Linked DNA regions of Homo sapiens: region 2 is linked to region 1. A link is a loop called in an ENCODE intact Hi-C map of the cell type or tissue named here. Cell type or tissue: Calu3. All regions are shown on one strand. Links, peaks and the distances in the headings refer to the core of each region. The heading gives the core; the rest is flanking DNA.

Region 1 (5,386 bases), core at 330-5,329:
GATGCAATTTGTTGCCTTTAATTTACTATAGAATTTTAACATATTTTATTATGTTAATAGATTTCTAAATATTAAACCGTTTTGCATTTCTAGATAAAAATGCTACTTTTCTTCAGTGTATTTAATATATTGCTAAACTCCACTTGCCAATGTTTTTTGAATAACATTTTCATCATTTGTTTGTATTCAGATTTCTTTTTTTTTTTTTTTTTGAGACGGAGTTTTGCTCTTGTTGCTCAGGCTGGAGTACAATGGCACGATCTCGGCTCACGGCAATCTCCGCCTCCCGAGTTCAAGCCATTCTCCAGCCTCAGCCTCCTGAGTAACCGGGATTACAGGTGCCCGCTGCCATGCCTGGCTAATTCTTCTATTTTTAGTAGATACGGGGTTTCACCATGTTGGCCAGGCTGGTCTTGAACTCCTGACCTCGTGATCCACCCGTCTTGGCCTCCCAAAGTGCTGGGATTACAGGCTTGAGCCACAGCATCCGGCCCTTTTCAGTACATTTTTTTTTTCTTTATTTTTTTGAGACGGAGTTTCTCTCTTGTTGTCCAGGCTGGAGTGCAATGGCACGATCTCAGCTCACCACAACCTCCGCCCCTCTCCCCCTACCCGGGTTCAAGCAATTCTCCTGCCTCAGCCTCCTGAGTAGCTGGGATTACGGGCGTCCACCACCACGCCCGGCTAATTTTTTGTATTTTTAGTAGAGGTGGGGTTTCACCAGGTTAGCCAGGCTGGTCTCGAACTCCAGACCTCAGGTGATCCACCCGACTCGGCCTCCCCAAGTGCTGGTATTACAGGCGTGAGCCACCGTGCCCAGCCCTTTCAATACATTCTTTATCCATTCTCCTTTTTGTCTTTGTTATTAGATACGTTTCAGCTTCATAAAAGCAGCTCATTCATTAAGGAATGTTGTACATATTAAAAAACACGAGAAGGCTAGAAGCGGTGGCTCACGCCTGTAATCCCAACACTTTGGGAGGCCAAGGCCAGTGGATCACGAGGTTAGAAGATAGAGACCATCCTGGCCAACATGGTGAAACCTCGTCTCTACTAAAAATACAAAAAAAATTAATTGGGCATGGTGGCAGGTGACTGTAGTCCCAGCTACCCGGGAGGCTAAGGCAGGAGAATCGCTTGAACCCTGGAGACTGAGGTTGCAGTGACTGAGATCGCACCACTGCACTACAGCCTGGCGACAGAGCAAGTCTCTGTCAAAAAAAAAAAACAAAAACAAAATACAAAAAGAAACATCAGAAATATAATGGATATAATGGACCCCATGTTGGATTGTTGGATTGGCCAGAAGGGCAGACGTATAGAAACCAGGGTAGGTCAGCTGTGGAAGAAGGAAGGGGTAGTAGGAGGACATGAATTGTTGTAGAATCAGTTCTGGGAGTAAGATGGACTGAAACTAGCAACTTAGATGATTACCATAGATAAGAGTTATAGGTGTAGCTAGATAAAATAGAGAGGAATATTGAGAGGCAGAAAGGCATAGACAGCCGCTATTAAACTGTGTTAAACCAGAAGTGGATTTGAAGAGTGCAAATCACTCAGAAGAGTCTCAAAACGAATACCATATATAACGGGTTTTGAACAGCCCTTGACAATGTCTAAAACCAATTTTGTTGAGGTTATAATTGACATACAAAAACTTGTATATATTTAATATATACAGCTTCTTGAGTTTGGAGATACATATACACCTGTGAAACCATCACTGCAATCTATGCCATGAACCTATCCATCTCTTCCAGAAGTTTTCTTCTATCATCTTTGTTAATTATGATGATGAAGTGATGATGATGATGATGATAAAGAACACTTAACATAAGGTATATCCTCTTAACAAATGTTTGGGTTTTTATTACAGTATTGTTTATTATAGACATTATGCTGTGCAGTAGATATCTAGGACTTACCTTGTGAAATTAAAACTTATAACCCTTGGCAAATACCTTCCCATTTCCCCCTGCCCCCAGCCCCTGGAAACCACCGTTCTAATATTTGCTTCTATGAATTTGACTATTGCAGATTCCTCATATAAATGGGATCACGCAATATTTGTCCTTTGGTGTTTGGTTTATTTCACCTAGCATTTTATTCTCCATGTTCATCTATGTTGTGGCAAATGGCAGTATTTCCTTCCTTTTTTAATGTTCAATGGTTCCTTCCTTTTTAAATATTCAATTGTGTGTATATATCATGTTTTCTGTATCCATTCATTCATCCATCCATGAACATTTAGGCTACTTCTACTTTTTGAATATTATAAATAGTGGTGCAGTGATTGGGAGGGCAGGTATCTCTTTGGGATACTGATTTCAATTCCTTTGGGTGTATACCTAGAAGTGCGATTGCTGGATCATATGGTAATTCTGTTTTTAAATTTCTGTGGAACCTAAGATAACAAGTGCTGGCAAGAATGTGGAGAAAAGGGAAACAAGGGAAACCTTGTACACTGCTGGTGAGAAAGTAAGGTGGTGTAGCCAATATAGAGAACACTCATGCTTAGTAAGCACTAAGTGGTTCGTAAACTCTATTTCTCTCCCTCGCCATATATATATATATATATATATATATATATATATATATATATATATATATATATATATATAAAATATCTTTAAATAAAATAGTAAATAATATTATTTATTATTATAGGGAATAGACTTTCCTCTGAAAGAAATTATTTCTGAATTTGATTAGGGCTCCTTAATTATATCTTAGAGTACAGCAAAGGGCTTTTATATGTTTGAAGACACTTGATTCAATGACATGCTAAGATTTGTCTATGTTATTTATAATGGGTGATACTTTTATTTCCAAAATTTGTTATCAAGTAAAGAACAATTACACAAATATACATCATTGAAAAGCAAATACATTTTGAAAAGTTTTAAACACCCAAGAAAAATTTTAAACAACTTTTTTTCTCCCCATTATTTGATAATATTTTTGATTTAGTATTTTCTACAATTTCTTTATATTGATTACCAAATTTGTTTGCTGATAAGAAGTGACAGGTGTTGTTTAAATCAGGTGCAAAATGTTTAAAGTTTCACATTTATGAAAAAAACATTCAGTTGGGAAAAAGATAAAAACAGAACACATTTACAATATAGAAATATTTGTCGGGTCCTGTTGTGATTTTTTAAAGTCCAATTATGAGGGCACTATGTTGTGTTAACCATTTTAGTATAAGTTAGTTGTATCTAGATGTTTAACCCTCCCTTTCCCCATCTGACACAAACTGTGATGATCACATTATATAGAACAGTCTGTGTTACCACTTCACTACAGGTAGAATTTTATTTAGGATATGATTTTAATTTTCCTGTAGAGTGCTGCCCCACTGTGGACAGATTAGGAATCACTGAAGCCTGACAAGTAATTACTTTTTGCAAATACTGTCTTTATTAAATCTCCCGTACAAATATTCCTTACATGTAATACCTGCATAAAGAAATATCCACCCAATGGTTACAAAAAATGTTGTAAAATTTGATATCTTCTCAGAGAACTACTTAAATATAAATAGGCCTTTTCTGAGTTACAAAATCTAAAAACTTTGCTTCATAAAATGTTTCTAAGGCATCAAACTGGAGTAGTAGAAAGACAAATTAACTTTTAAAGTCATAATCTCTTCTCAAGCCATTAAGCACATTTAATCTGTGCCACTACAAATTTTGGATATTGCCTATTGTTATCACAAACTAATATTTTCACATTCAGTTTTGTTTTTACATTATCTTGATTGATTTTAAGGCAGCCAGTATTGAACCTAAATAGTGAAGATGATGAATTTAGTTAAATTATTATGGCTGATTTCATCAGAGTTCATTGTGTAAAAATTTGACACTAGTGATAGAAATTATGATAATTGAATAAATTACAATGAGGTCATTAATTCATTTTATTTTTAATACATCTATGTGTTTATTCATAGCATCAACATAATTTTCCTCAGATTATAAAAGCATGTGCAACTAGTCTGTCTAAATCACCTCTTCTTTGAAAGTTAAAGCCATATTATAGAATTGTGACTTTTAGTCTTCACAATCTATTCTTCATCCAACATAGCTCTGCAACCTTTAGTTATAGATGTAAAAATTATTTTCCTCTTCACTCACCTTTTATTATTATTATTATTATCTATATTTGTAGGTCACAAAGATCTTATATAGTGTGGCATAGTGAAGGTAAGTTTGGGCAGAAAGTTAGAAAACTAGAACTTGGTCCTATGTGTGCCACCAATTAGGTGTGCATGCTCTTGAATTTCATTTAAAAGTGTGTTGTAATCTTCATCTCTCATCAGAGGATATTAGACTATGTAATTTTCTAGACTCTTTTTCAAATTATCTAAATTAGAAATTGTTTCTCTTGCAGTTTGGGTTCATTTAATTTGATTCAAATCAATTCAACTCACATCCATTCAATTTAGTTGTATTTGAATCAAAGAGTATTTATTACAACTTTCTATAGACACAGTCCTGCTATGAGCGCTGTACAGCCAGGGAACTCCTCTGTGAGGTGGGGGAATGAAAAAAGATTTGTAATGACTGATTTGTGACTTCAAAGTCCTCACTTTTCTCCCATTGATTTTTACTATAATTAGTGAAGTTAACCTCAAGAAATCATAAAGTCAGAAAAAGTCATCTTTGGCATGTCTTCTTTCTTCTAACTAGGTTCTCAAATAGATAAGTGTGTCCTCATTTTGAACCCAGGCCTCCCAGCACCTTTTTTTTTTTCTAAGCAAAGCTCTGTGCTGTTCTAATACGTGTCTTTCTTCACCTTCTCTCTGTTACACCAGCCACATTCTTTCATTTTCTTTGTGTCTCAGCTAACTTTGTTGTTGGGTGTGACACTAATAAAATTCTAAATCAGAAATACATAATAAATCACCAACTTACTGAAGACTTTCTCCCACACTCTTTGTCCTAATAAATGTTCCATCTCTGGTAACTGCAATGACTCGCTCATTGCCTGCACTGTACTTTTTTTCGTGGTTCACAAAGAAGCCAAGAGGGCAGAGAATGGCATACGCTAAACTCATATACTTCAACTCTAAGTCTTGCGTTTGCTTCCATTCTAGTTTCTTTTAATGAGTTAATTTGTTCCTTACTTTTCAGTAATCCTGCTTTCACAAAGATGCTGCCTTCAAGATACTCTCTTACAGTAACTAATACACACTTCTCTCATAAAAATATTCTGCGGAAAATAAGCAGCAAACAAATAAAAAATTCTAAAATAAACTTAATGCATTCTGTTTTCTTCCTCCTCAGCTCAACAAGACTGCAGCTCACTGCTTGAGTTCCACCTTCCTAAACCAGGGTGGAAAATGTTCCTAAGAAGGTGGCCAGGGTGAGAGTGCTGCTCACTT
Region 2 (5,386 bases), core at 203-5,202, 580 kb before region 1:
TGATAATAATACCAGGAAATTTATATTGACACACTGCATGCCTCAGTGGGGCACCTTTTAAAGTTCCTAACATTTATTTCTGGATATTCTTATCCGTATTGCTTAGAACACAAGCCCTGTGACCAAGGGTTCCATGGAGTACAATGCCATGTTGAAATGAATGCCTTTTCATCATTTCTCTAAAATATTAAACCATAAATTTTGTGGGGTAGTTTTGTTTTTAAGATTTCAATACATGAGAAATTGAGAGCACAAATTTTATTATTTAAATGACCCCTCCCGATGTTCACTCCATCCCCCTTGCTCATATTCATTCATCGAACACAACTCTTTATTTTCTCGCACTCCAACTAGAAATAATAAAACGGTAAACATGGTTTCAGAAGAAACGACTACTGTTCTAAGAAAACTTCTACAGCAATACCGTCTGGTGCTAAGATACTACACAACTCTGGAAGCACCCAAATAGTGCAGGAGCTTCTTGGTACAATGTTTTCTAATCCTCCTATATCGCTCTTTTAGCCACTACACCTAAAGAAAAATAAGAGCTTTGGCTTATTGCAATTTCAAAGAAGATTTTAAAGGGTAAGTTTGGTGCTACTCTCATCTCCTTCAAGAAAAAGCTTCTTATCCTCAAGAGTTGCTGAGCTTTTGATAGTGTTGTTGCTGAAAGAGATTCACCACCTAGGCAAGTCCTCCGTTCTTAACCTGGAAGTAAGACCAATTCCGCAGGAACAGGTAAAATAGGTGTATTTCCTGTACTCAGCTAAGACGCCTCTCAATGAACAGAACAAACCTAAGCAATGCAAATAGTTCTGCGCTTTAAAACAACAATAACAAAAAGTTTGTTTCCAAAGGGTTTGGTTTTTGTCTTTATTTTTTCACGCTTGATAATACCCTTAACAGCCCAGGTGCTGAGTAACACACAAAGTAACTGTACAGAAACCAGGATCACAGCGTGTCTGTGTCAATTTCCTGAGGTGACTGTCAGAAAATCTGGACAGGCACCATTGTGTAGAGGGAATGAGGTCAGAATTCACTAAGGACCATTCACCCTGGGAAGGAATAGGACGGGACAGTCGGGCTCGAGAGCCAGGCTTTGGGAAAGGAGAGAAGGTGGGTCAGGGAGGACTTTGTGGAGAAGGCTTTGTCAGCGCGAGATCGGGTGAAGGGTGGCAGATAGGGGCGTTTGTGCACTGGCATAAGGTGGGAACGCAGGGACAGTAACAGTAGAGATGACCCTGTTTGGGGTGACCAGAGGGTCGGGGCCATCTACTGCTGCTAGTGTGGGAGCCTGGGGGCTGGAAGGTGAGGCGGGACTGCGAGCTGCAGGCAGCTGTCCCCAAGACGGAGAGGGGTTCAGGTTGCCAGCAGGTGGAGTTGAAATCAAACATCCCCTTGGGGACCACAGAGCAACACCCTCCCTGGACCCTCTGCCTGGAGGACGGGGAATCACAGCAGCTGGTTTGGGGTGCCTCCCAAACCAAAAGATGTTCTCTCCGCGCCAAGCTTTGACGCCCGACCCCCTGCACTCTCCCGCCTACTCACCGGTCCTAGGGGTAAAGCGCCATCCGGGGCGCTCGCGAGGGCTGCGCGGCGCAGGAGGCAGGCAGGGCCAGGCGGCGGTGGCGGCGCTGTCCTAAGAGCGCGACTGGGGCTGGGGGACACCGAGGCAGCGACAGCGGCGGGGGCGCGGGGAGCTGCAGGGGAGAGCAGTGAATCTGGAGCTGCTGCGCCGCGCGCGCTCTCTGCCCATCTCCGGCTTCGCTGAAGCTGCTACAGCTACTGCCGCTGGAGGGGAGGGAGGCGAGGGGGAGGGGAGGAGGCACGCGGTAGGGAGGGACGGAAGAGCAGGAAGGGTGGGGGGTGAGCAAGGGAAGAGGGGGAGATGGTCGCCCAGAGTTGAGGGGGTGGGGAGGGAGGCGCGCAGGAGCCCAGCAGAGGTTCCCACTAAATGAGCTTGGGAGGGGAAATGTAAGATGAGGCGATGGGTCTCTCCCCCGCCCTCCTTCTACCCTACCCTCCTTCCCCCTTCGCGCCCTTTCCTTGGGCTCTTCCTCTCGTGGCTCAGGCTGGGGGTTACCCAAGCTTGGCAGCAGCCGCGGCTTCAGCGCGCTGGTGCGAGTGCTGAGTCCGGGAGGCAGCCTCTACAGCTCTCCCCGCCACCGGCCTGTGGCACCTGTGCGCGCACACTGCCGCCCGCTCCATTGCGGCGGCTCCTGGACCAGGATCCGCAGCCTGTCGCCCTCCTTCTCTCCTCTTTCTGGGCAGATTATGATCCTACATGTGCATCCATGACATCTGTATAGTCCCCCATTGGTGTTTGTTTCCCTGGGCGCTCTTTGGCACTGGCTGTCCCGCCAGAAGGCGCCAGCAGGGAGCTCAATGCCGGCAACCATCGCCTGCCCCTTGGAGCTGTTGCCTGGGCAGGGGTGGCCTTGGTTGTTTACCGCCGGGGTTGACCAGCTAACGAGGTAAAAAAAGAAATTTATACATATATCGTTTTAACCCAATTGCCTCGGACCGTGTTCTCAATGATCTAGGAAGGTTGTAAGTGTGAAGGGCATAGTGACAGCCCATTACCTTCTGTCTTGGCTTCCTTCCTCCCTTTTCTCAACATTCTAAAAACCTAGGGATTGAAAGATCTCTGAATCTCTTTATCACAGAGCTTTTCATTTCCCCCTGCATTTTCCTAGGGTTGGTCCCGCTTTCGTAGTGTGGATTTTCGTTTCCTCTACTTGACTCTAAATCAATCCTGTATATTCGCAAACTACAAAGAGGCGCATGCAAATAGATACTGTACTGAGGGCAGATACACGCGCGAGATCCAGAGGGTGAGTTAACACACATTCAGTAAATATAAAAACAAGTGGAACATTATTAACTGATTTCTGTGAGCCGTAATTTTATTTTATAATTTTCACGTGGTAATTGGGGATAGACAGGGAGCAAGTAGATTATGTGTCTAAAAGATATGACTAGAAAAAAAAGTCTGGTAAAACTCTCCTCAAATAACATAACACATAAAGTGAGCTAATTATTCCCAGACATTCCCAGGAGGGAAAGAGATTCTGATTTTGTTTGGCTGGCTGGTTGTGTTGCTTTAAAAAAAAATGAAGTAATCTTTCAGTTGGTGGATTCGTTTTTTTAAAAGCCTAAAGGATCATAGTCTCTAGAATAAATAAGGTAGGCATTTCATTTTACATAAGTGTGTCTTATATAACAAATGTTCTCATATTTTAAAAAGTGCTCTCTTGACTGTAAATGCAATGTGGAAAAACATTTTCAATGCAATAGGCCATACCTAAATATTGATGAAAAACCTCTAGATTTTCCTGTATACATTCACATGAAGGAAAAAACAATGTTGGAGATAAAGTATTACTTGATGGGCTGGGCGGTATCAACTTGCTAGACTCTGTCCTGTTGAGTATATCTGCTAATGAAAATATTTGGTTCAACATTTACCTAATGACCTGACTGAGAGAACCACCTCCTTATTTAGGGAAAAAATATCTAATTATTCGAATACACCTCCCTTTTAAAAGGCATGTGTTACTGTCTTCAGAGATCCAGAGGTGTACCATGCAAATTCACCCACTGTTATTCTTTCAATAAAGACCATAGAAATAAAAGGTTGGCAAAGACTTACAATTCATTCAGCTCCCTAAGTCTTCTCAGTGGTGCCTATACTACAGAGGTGAACAATAAATTTTGCAAATGCCAGCGGCTACTTGGGCAGAGGATGGTTACCAAGAATTAATTAAATCTCTGTTTTCTCATTTCTGTTTATAATATTTCTCATCCCTTCCTTATTAAAGTAATTTACCTTTGAGAATTTTTACTATTTTCCTCCTGTAATTATGAAACTATAACGCAATAGCTTATAGTCTCATTTTATGGTTCTAAAGTGGCAAAGACAAATACGCAAGCTATAATGCCTTACAGCCAAGCAAAGGAAAGGGGTGATGTTTGGAGTAGAGAAAGCAAGCTTCTAACTCCTCCCTCCAGCTTACATCCCCAGCCGCTTGGCCCACCAGAGACAAGAACAGGATGATAAGCAATGGAATGGCATTGAACTCTCCTGCTGAAGGACTTGCATTTCAATGTAGATTCTGAGGCTGGGTGAAAACTTCTCTGTCACCTTTACTACAGCATTCTCACCCATTTATATTTCTTTCCCCTTCTACATCTCTATTACTGTTGCACTATGTTATGCATTACACCATGGGAAAATTAATCAATTAATACAATAAAAGCTTAATTTTAAAACCCTGACTCTTTGAACTTATTTAATTGAAAACAAATTCTCATGCTGAAATTTTCTAAAATCAGAAAGATTCAAAACCCTGTCTTTGAACTGATACTGCATGAGTGCCAGATATTGGTTAGCAAAGGAAATATCATTGCTCTATTTATTGAACACATATTCAATTAGCACTCCCTGTAGGCAGCAATATGTTAGGCCCCAGGGATATCACAGTTAAGAAAATTGCTAACTGTGCCCTTGTGAGGCTTAAGAGTCCAGTGATACAATAAAAAAAGTTTTATCACTAAGAAAGACGTTCTAGTAATAATGATGATCATGATAAATTTCAAGCTTAAAGAAGAAATATTTAATAATTTAATTATAGGCATTAAAAAGATTAGGAGTAAAGAAAGACAGATTATGAGCCTCTGCTATAACCAGTCCTTATGTGAGCTGCTGAAGAAAAGAGGAGAATGACGGGTTAGTTAAGAGAGTCACATTTGTTGTAGTAACAGAATACAGTGGGTACTTTTTAGGCAAGAGAAAATTTTGGTGAGCCTTAACTTTAAAAAATAAGCATCTGTTTTTATTCAAAGTGAGAAAAATGGAGAATAATAAATGTTTCTGAGGTTGCAGACACTTCTAAAAATTACATATGTACTATATCATACATATGATTAGCACTGCTGAATACATGGACTGAATCTATTATGAAGACAGTGGCAAAAATTAGCAGGTTTCCTTCTTTCTTCCCAAAGAATGTACCAAAGAATCAAAAGGAAAAAAATCACTCACAACTTTTTTTCAGTAAAATCAAAAGACAGGTAATCTGCAGTTTCCAAAATTTGTATGTGAGATCCCAGAACTGCTGAGATCAACCAGAAGTCTCAGAAGTGAAAGAAAGAAGGGCAGAGAGTGGGCCCAATGATACCTAATTTGAGAATACACCAAAAAAAAAAAAAAAAAAAAAAAAAAACTTCTTGAAAGTGAGACTTTCACTCAGAAGAACAAAATCAATTTCCACTGGTTACAACAATGGATTCAGGAAATAGAGTTGGGGTATAGCTGCAAAAGGAGGAAAGAAAGAAACCTGACAAATGCAGGGGACTCAGTTGTGGCTAATCTCAGAAAACCTAC

Evidence for each region. Peaks named below come from ENCODE experiments on the same cell type or tissue, not always from the same donor. Only the 100,000 strongest peaks of a DNase experiment are listed, where the experiment ranks them.
Region 2: it touches region 1 in a loop (4-fold over the local background); 2 of 110 quality-filtered maps call a loop at or near these places.

Annotation. Positions count from the first base shown.
Region 1 is chr6:95,429,789-95,435,174 of GRCh38, reverse strand. No RefSeq gene overlaps it. Among named protein-coding and RNA genes, the nearest start is that of MANEA-DT, 140 kb to the left of the region's middle. In Calu3, for the core only: a CTCF peak has its summit at 3,359; a DNase peak (open chromatin) is centred at 3,354.
Region 2 is chr6:96,012,375-96,017,760 of GRCh38, reverse strand. It overlaps FUT9 (fucosyltransferase 9), which reads right to left and starts at 1,787. Exons shown (of 3, transcript NM_006581.4): 1 at 1,549-1,787. It overlaps LOC107986626 (a long non-coding RNA gene), which reads left to right and starts at 2,328. Exons shown (of 3, transcript XR_001744263.2): 1 at 2,328-2,474. In Calu3, for the core only: no CTCF peak of the experiment used is centred there; DNase peaks (open chromatin) are centred at 1,750, 2,090 and 2,360.